Regions from separate parts of the Homo sapiens genome. Here region 1 is linked to region 2. A link is a contact called in ENCODE Hi-C or POLR2A ChIA-PET data. All regions are on one chromosome and are shown on one strand. Each heading gives the region's core, a stretch centred on a gene start or an enhancer-like site at or near the end of the contact. The rest is flanking DNA. Distances are from core to core; before and after follow the strand shown. Region 1 holds the start of ZNF541 (zinc finger protein 541). Region 2 overlaps BICRA (BRD4 interacting chromatin remodeling complex associated protein).

Region 1 (4,180 bases), core at 1,232-3,731, 130 kb before region 2:
CATTTTGAAAGTTGATTAGTTTAAACTTCTAATACAGCAAATGCCAGTAGATAAAGTTTACATAAACAAAAATTCTCTACAGCCTTCAATAATTTTTAAGTGCAAAGGGGTCTTAAGAGCAAAAGTTTTAAATTAGCTGGGCGTGGTGGTGCACGCCTGCAGTCCCAGCTACTTGGGAGGCTGAGGCAGGAGAATTGCTTGAACCCAGGAGGCAGAGGTTGCAGTGAGCCGAGATCGCACCACTGCACTCCAGCCTGGGAAACAGAGAGAGACTCCATCTCAAAAAGAAAAAAAAAAAAAAAGTTTGAGAACTACTATTCCAATAAGAAAAAGTCCTGCATGTCCACATACACATGTGCCCAAGCAGACACGCATCTAAAAGAAAGAAACCCGAAACTGAAAATTCCAAAGTGGTGGCCGGCAGGCATATTTTATAAGTTCCCTATGCTGTCTTTTTTTTTTTTGAGACGGAGTCTCGCTCTGTTGCCCAGGTTGGAGTGCAGTGGTGCAATCTCGGCTCACCACAACCTCCGCCTCCCAGGTTCAAGCGATTCTCATGCTTCAGCCTTCCCAGTAGCTGGGACTACAGGCGCCTGCCACCACATCCAACTAATTTTTTGTATTTTTAGTAGAGACAGGGTTTTACTATATTGGCCAGGCTGGTCTCAAACTCCTCAGCCGCCTCGGCCTCCCAAAGTGCTGGGATTACAGGCATGAGCCACTGCGCCCAGCCTACGCTGTCTTATTTAATTCTTAAATTATCAAATGTGTTGCTAGCATTTAAAAATCAGAAGGTTTCACCTAAGGATAGTTTTCTGGCCTCTTCTCAAAGAAATCGAAAGTTCTGGCAACACTGGCCTGGCATTTCCACTGCCTGGCATCACTTAGATGGGACATACAATCTTTGCTTCACGACAATCCTTACTTCTTCCCTTTACCTGTGCCTTACCTGTAAGTATCTGAGTTGCCACCCTGAGCTAGGGAAGGAAAAACGTTTTTTGCAATAAACATCAATAAAGAAACACACATCAATCTATGTCTGCACTCCTCCTAACAGGTCAACATGCACAATAAATAGCCCTTTTCCCTGTTTGACTTCTCCAAAGCAGTAACTTGTATGATTACCATTAGTACGGACTTTGGTATTGCTTAGAAACCCTCTTGAGAAAGAACGAGATCTATCCAACAAAGCAGGTGTCTTTGGCTCAGTGCAAAGGAAGGAAACTCACCAGAAGAGCAAGTTAGTGAATCTCCAGGGAACAGGAGGACCCAGTTTAGGCCCCACAGGGAGGGGGTTCAGGTGACAAGCAGACCACTGGATATGTCCTCCTGGAACACTGAGTGGTAAATGCAGGATACTCCCAATTTCTTTTGCCCTGAAAGCAGGTGGTGGGAAGGAAGAAGCAGTCAGGACTTGGGTCCCAAAGAAACAAGAACAGAGATGTGAAAATGGAGAAGAGCAACAATTTTTGGAAGAAGGCAGAAAGCAGTATCAACAGCGGAGATTTGAGTGAGGAGGAAAGGTTTTTTTGGTAAGAAGAAATAATTGTTCCTTCTTTCCTTATTTTTCCCCCGTGGGAAGAGACCTAGAGAATTTTACCGGGAGAAACTTAATTAGGGCAGAATTGGTGATAAAATAAGGATATTTGCTGGAAAGTTGGGGGTAGGTGAGGAGGACTGGAAACATAAATATTAGACGAGAGAGAAACTGGAAGGAATTAGTTGGTTTGTTCTAAGCGAAGATATTCCAAAAAGGGGCACTCTAGGTGTGAAGAAAAAAATTTTGCTGGAAAGTGATCCTGAACGGATGAAAAAAAACTGGGTTAATTTTTTTTCTTTTTTTGCGCTAAGGGAAGTTACTTAAAGGAGGGGGAGGGGCATGTCAAGGAAAGGAGGAGAGATTTGGAGTTTTGCTGGAAGATCCTAAAAAGGGATAAATCTGGGTGCCCCAAAGTGGGACTATGGAGGAGGAAGGGGGATTCTGAGCAGAAGGGGCCTGGAAGAGGCTAGCGAATGCAAGGCCCAGATGCAGAAGGTGGGGAGGTCGGGTAGGGCCCGCGGCGCGAGCTGGGGGGCTGCGAGGGGGCAGTTGAGGCCCGGGGGGACGGAGTGGGAAAGAAAAGGGGGTGCAGCGGGCCAGGGGATCCTGAGGAGGGTCTTCTCCAAGGGGGAAGGGCCTGTGGGGTGCAGCGGGGCCCGGAGCTGTTGGGTTGCAGAAGATGCGTGCGTGACGCAGGGTGAGGGGCGCCCGCCGCGCCTGCTGCGCCCCTCGAAAGGCAGATGGGGCCCCCTAAAAAAAGAAATCAAGAAACGAATGAGATTGTAAAAAGGGGGAGGGGTTGAAAAAAGAGGAAATAATAGTAATGGGGGATAAGGAGGAAAGGGAGGGGCAGGGGCAGCAGCAACCGGGTTTTACCCGCCCCCGGGGGCTCGCGCGCCGGGCCTCGCGCCTGGCGCCTCGCGGGGCTCCCAGCGGCCTCCCGCCTTCCCCGCGCCGCCCGGGGCGCACGCGCAGCCCGGCCCACCCCCGGATCTCCTCGCTCACGCGCGGCGCAGGCGCGCGTACGTGACCGCGGGCCGCCTCACGCCTCCCAGAGCGGCCTCGCGCGTGCCTCCTGGCCGCGCGCTCTCGGCTGCTTCTCCGAGGGGCGGGGCTTGCCGCGGGCGGGAAAGGAGGCGGTTGGTCGCCATTTTGGGAGGGGGCGGTTGAGGGCGGAGAGTGAGAAGAGTGAGCCGGGGAGGAGCGGCGGGGGGAGGGGCCAGTCCCCCAAGACCCGCATCCCGAGGCCGAGAGTCCCGGGAGCCTCCACTCCAGCCATTGTTCCTGGTGGGCGGTGTTAGAACGCGGTGGCGGCCGCTGGATGGCTGCCCCCAGTCCCCGGAGGGGCCTCTGAGCAGCGTCCTGGTGCTGGGAGGCCGTATCGTCTGTTTCCGAGGACCCTGTCGCGAGCGCGGGAGTCTCTCAGGGTCTCTTCTGCGTCATTGGGTGGGGGAGATGTGGGGCGAGCTGCTCCTCCCTTTTTTTAAAATTTTTTTCAGAGACAGGGTCTCTCCCTGTTCCCCAGGCTGCGATCACGGCTGCCGCACCCTCCCCTTCCTGGGCTCAGGCGATCCTCCTGCCTCAGTCTCTTGAGTAGCAGCGACCACAGGCGGGCGCCGCCACACCTTGCTAATTTTTACATTTTTTTTAGAGATAAGGTCTCGCCATGTTGCCCAGGCTAGCCTGGTTCCCCTGGGCTCAAGCGATCCTCCTGCCTCAGTCTCCCAAAGCATTGGGATTATAGGTGAGAGCCACCGCGCCCAGCCTATTCCTCCCTTCTTTGGGGAAAGGCTGAGCCATCTGGGGCCCCTGCTCCGTGCTGAGCTGTGTTGGGAAGGGCGGTAGGCCCTGGTGCCGACTGGCCAAGGACCATCTTTTTTTTCTTTTTTTTTTTTTTTGAGACAGGGTCTTGTTCTGCCGCCCAGGCTGGAGTTCAGTGGTGCGATCTCGGCTCACTGCAATCTCCGCCTCCCGGGTTAAAGCGATTCTCCTGTCTCAGCCTCCCGAGTAGCTGGGATTACAGGCACGTGCCACCACGCCCGGCTAATTTGTTGTATTTTCAGTAGAGACGGGGTTTCACCATGTTGGCCAGGCTGGTCTTAAATTCCTGACCTCGGGTGATCAGGTGATCCGCCTGCTTCTGCCTCCCAAAGTGCTGGGATTACAGACCTGAGCCACCGTGCCCGACCTGGCCAAGGGGTTTGAACTGTCCTGCAACTGAGGCAGATAATTCATTCCTTAGAAACGGAGTGCTGAAGATCTGTGGAGAATGAGAGCAGATTAGTGGTTGCCCGGGGTGGAAAGGGGCATCGCGGATCTTATCTGGGTAATGGAAATATTCTAAAACTGAGCTATGGGCCAGGCGTGGTGGCTCACGCCTGTAATCCCAGCTCTTTGGGAGGCCAAGGTAGGAGGATCCCTTGAGCCTAGGAGTTTGAGACCAACCTGGGCAACCTAGTGAAACCCTGTCTCTAAAAAAAAAAAAAAAAAAAAATTAACTGGAGATGGTGGCATGCGCCTGTAGTCCCAGCTACTTGGGAGGCTGAGGCAGGAGGATCGCTTGAGCCTGGGAGTCCAAGGCTGCAGTGAGCTATATGATCAGGCCATTGCACCCCAGACTGGGGGATAGAGCGAGACTCT
Region 2 (4,123 bases), core at 1,308-3,807:
CACGGAGACGGTGGGACGGAGACGGCACCAAGACTACTGGCAACAGTGTAAGGGACTATGACTGGGGAAAGAGCAGGTGATATGGACACAGGACGGGAAGGACAGGGCTGAGATGACAAGATGTGAGCTCAGGACAGGAAAGGCGGGTTTAGATGAGACAGACCGGAGACGGAGCAGATCAGGGACCGAGAATGAAAGGGTGAGAGGGTGGGGACAGCTGAGGCCGAGGCCACTTGTAGATGTAAGACGTGGGGGAGACAGAAGACAAGGAGAGGAGCAGGTGGGAGGACCAGGACCCAAGAGGCCGGGAGAAGCTCAGAGATGGAGATGCCAGAATGAAGGCCAGACGCTGAGGACAAGAGGGGAAGCCAGGAAGGGAGGCGGGGGGGCGAAACGACAGGAGCCACACTGGGAGAGAGACTGTGCGAGGCAGGGGCACTGGGTGCTGGGCGGTGATGTGGGAAGCAGGCATCCGGCAGAGGAGGGAGGTCACACAGAGGCAGCCCTGGGCGAGGGGACGGAGGGAACCCAGGCAGAGGACACCCAGGGCTCCAGCCTGCCTGTCACCCTCTCCGTCCACTCCCCAGCCCAGCCCAGGTCTTCCCCTGGGGTTCATTGTGATGGGCAGGGGATCCTGTAGCTGGGGCCAGGCCCCCACCTGGGTGAGACACTGGTCCCCTGTCCCGTCTTTATCCTAGGCTAGAGGGGAAGCTGGTCGGGGGAGGGAAGGCTTCTGGAGGCAAAGGCCTCTCACTCGCCTTTCTTCTCCCAGTATGAGAGCAAACTGAGTGGCCTGAAGAAGCCCCCCACGCTTCAGCCCAGCAAGGAAGCCTGGTGAGTCCACACCCCATCCTTGCATGCCTGCCCTGTACCTTCCAGAGACCTGGGGGAGCATGGGGCCACCCTCCAGAAGCAGAGTTGGGCAGGCCCAAGTGCCAAGCCCAGCTCCACCTCTTGGTAGCGATGTAGTTCCCTCATAGACCCTCAGTTTCCCCCTCTGGAAAATGGGGTGACCAGAGAGTGGTGGAGGGAGGGTGGGCTGTGGCTCCGCCAGGCTGGGGCTCAGGAGGGCGGCAGTTTGGTCCATCCTGGTTGTTGCTGTGCCCTCCATGTCTCCCACACGGCTGGGCCGCGTCGGTGCTGAGCCCCACTGGGTGGGTGAAGTGATGGGTGGGGGAAGTGAGTGGGTGGACATGGCTGTTGGGAGGATGATGGGGGGGGTGTTTGGGGATGGATGGATGGGAGTCTGGGCGGATGGATGGGTAAATGCTGGATGCCTGCCTGCCCTCTCTCCTGCCCTCCTTCCACCACCAGGGTTTTTTGTTTTGTTTTAGGGGGGGTTCTTTGAGCCAGAATCTTACTCTGTCACCTAGGCTAGAGTGCAATGGCACAATATTGGCTCACTGCAACCTCCGCCTCCCCCGTTCATGTGATTCTCCTGCCCCAGCCTCCCAAGTAGCTGTGACCACAGGCGTCTGCCACCATGCTCGGCTAATTTTTGTATTTTTAGTAGAGATGGAGTTTCACCATGTTGGCCTCAAGTGATCCACCTGCCTCGGCCTCCCAAGGTGCTGGGATTACAGGTGTGAGCCACCACGCCCAGCCCACCATGAGTGTTTTTTTAAAAACATATAAGTCCGGGGGGCAGAGGTTGCAGTGAGCCGAGATCATGCCATTGCACTTCAGCCCAGGCGACAGAGCAAGACTGCATGCCCTCACCCAAAAAAAAAAAATTTTTTTTTATATATATTGTGGAGACAAGGTCTTACTATGTTGCCCAGGCTGGTTGGTTTTGTTTTTGTTTTGTTTTGTTTTTGGAGACGAAGTCTCATTCTGTCACCCAGGCTGGAGTGCAGTGGTACAATCTCGGCTCACTGCAACCTCTGCCTCCTGGGTTCAAGTGATTCTCCTACCTCAGTCTCCCGAGTAGCTGAGATTACAGGTGCATGCCACCACACCTGCCTAATTTTTGTATTTTTAGTAGAGACGGGGTTTCATTATGTTGGCCAGTCTGGTCTTGAACTTCTGGCCTCAGGTGACCCACCCATCTCAGCCTCCCAAAGTGCTGGGAGTACAAGTGTGAGCCACCATGCCCGGCCTAGGTTGGTCTGAAACTCCTAGTCTCAAGTGATCCTCCCACCTCAGTCTCCTGAGTAGCTGGGACTACAGGCACGTGCCACCACACTCGGCTAATTTTTAAATAATTTTTGTAGAGACAGGGTCTTGCTGTGTTGCCCAGGCTGGCCTTGAACTCCTGGGCTCAGACAATCCTTCTGCCTCGGCCCCGCAAAGCGCTGGGATTGCAGGCGTGAGCCTCTGCTTGGCCTAGGAGTGTGAATTAAGTCCCCACTCAGTGCCCAGGCCTGAGCCCCATGTTGGGAACACAGGAGTAAGTGACACAAAGTCCCTGCCCCCACAGTGCAGAGAGGCTGCTGGTTTTTAGCCGAGGGTGGAGTTGGGCCTGCCTGGTGGGGGAGACAGTCACACTGCCAACAGACAAAACCCATTGTAACATGGGCTACAAAAGCGGCCCGTGAGAAGACAGGATCCAGCCTCCCTCCCTTCTTCCCGAAGGCTGCACTTTGGAGGAGGCACGGTGGAGCCACACTGGCCCCAGGTGGCAGGAGGCAGAATAGCAGCTTCCAGGCTCTGGCCTCACTTCCCGCTCTGCTCTTCCTCCCTTACGTGCTTTGGAGAGGAGTGACTTCACTTCCTCGACCTCACCTTCCCTTTCTGTAAAATGGGGATAGCGATAGCACTGCTTTGGTCGGCCCCAGGGACTCAGTGAGATGGAACAAGCACGTTCAGTACATGGGAACACCACTGCCCAAGTATTCCCCTTCCCGCTGTTGTGTTCAGTTGCGGCCTGGGGCTGAGGGTTCAGGGACTTCCCCTGGCCCTCACCCGTCCCCCCCACCCTCCGCCGTGTGTGGTCTCTCCCCTTTCCACCCGCAGTTTCCTGGAGCATTTGCACAAACACCAGGGCTCCGTCCTGCACCCCGACTACAAGACGGCCTTCCCCTCCTTTGAGGACGCCCTGCATCGCCTCCTGCCCTACCATGTCTACCAGGGCGCCCTCCCCTCCCCCAGTGACTACCACAAAGGTGAGGCCTCCCCAGGACACGGCCCTATATGTCCCAGGGGACCCCAGCCCGTGGGGCGGGGCGTCGCCAGTGTGGAGCCGCAGGTCCACGGTGCGCTATGCTGACCCTGCCCCGCCCTCCTTCCTGCGCATCCGCGGCCGCCCCCAACATCTCCGCCCTTGCCTCTCTTCCCTTCCTCGCAGTGGACGAGGAGTTTGAGACGGTCTCCACGCAGCTGCTGAAACGCACCCAGGCCATGCTCAATAAATATCGGCTCCTGCTCCTGGAGGAGTCCCGGGTAGGGTCAGAGTCGCCTTCCTCGCCTCTGGGCTCCTCCTCGCTGGGACACTGCCCCTTTCCCTCACCCGCTCTGGGCAAGGTGGAGCCTCCCGCCCCTCCTAGCCCCGGGAGGGAGGTTGGGAGGGAGGCGGGAGCTCCCATCACAAGGACAGTTTGGACCTTGCACGCATCGTCCCCGTCGCTCGCGCCCCTTCCCCCTTCTTGCTGGTTCACTCGCACGTCGTCTTTTCCCCCACCCCAGAGGGTGAGCCCCTCAGCGGAGATGGTAATGATCGACCGAATGTTCATTCAGGAGGAGAAGACCACCCTTGCCTTGGATAAACAGCTGGCCAAGGAGAAGCCGGGTGAGAGGGGGGAGTGAGAGGGGAGGGGAGGGAGAGGTGCCCCCACCCCACCTGGGCAGAAGAGTTAGATTCAGGGCGGGGAGTGGGTGTGTGGCCCTACCTCACTCCACCACTAGGCGGTGCCCCAGCTCCACCTTCCTGCTGGCAGCTGTGCCTCCCCTGACCTCCCGCCTCTCAGACCAGATAGCCCACATCCATCTTCCTCCATCCCTGTGTGGCCCTTCCACCCCCACCACTCTGGGATGGGGGGAATATTTCTGCCACCCCCGTGGGACACAAAACAGGAGAGCAGGCGCCTAGGTTGCAAAATATATAAGGTAACGCCCACTCTTGGGTGCCAGTCCTTTGCTTGGGGACCCTGAGAGTGAGCACCTCCTTAAGTGTTGCACCTTAGGT

Evidence for each region. A loop is a pair of places that touch in the nucleus more often than their neighbours do. ChIA-PET counts read pairs that join two places held with the same protein, here RNA polymerase II (POLR2A). Pooled maps may share reads with other maps.
Region 1: a loop to region 2 is called in a pooled map, with 2.4 times the contacts of the local background. The contact joins the promoter of ZNF541 here to the enhancer-like site in region 2. A Hi-C loop is called at or near these places in 3 of 50 pooled maps. POLR2A ChIA-PET finds 5 or more read pairs at or near these places in 4 of 52 experiments (Caco-2, H1, HepG2 and 1 more).

What each region holds. Positions count from the first base shown.
Region 1 is chr19:47,570,667-47,574,846 of GRCh38, forward strand. ZNF541 (zinc finger protein 541) reads right to left here and starts at 2,482. Exons shown (of 17, transcript NM_001277075.3): 1 at 2,417-2,482; 2 at 1,230-1,376.
Region 2 is chr19:47,695,679-47,699,801 of GRCh38, forward strand. BICRA (BRD4 interacting chromatin remodeling complex associated protein) reads left to right here. Exons shown (of 15, transcript NM_001394372.1): 11 at 773-834; 12 at 2,956-3,104; 13 at 3,287-3,381; 14 at 3,625-3,727. Among named protein-coding and RNA genes, the nearest start is that of EHD2, 16 kb to the right of the region's middle. RefSeq lists enhancers at 2,877-3,419, 3,420-3,960, 3,694-3,988. Within about 2 kb of position 2,558, at least 16 of the 41 ENCODE cell types and tissues checked have a DNase peak (open chromatin) inside an H3K27ac peak, as active enhancers do.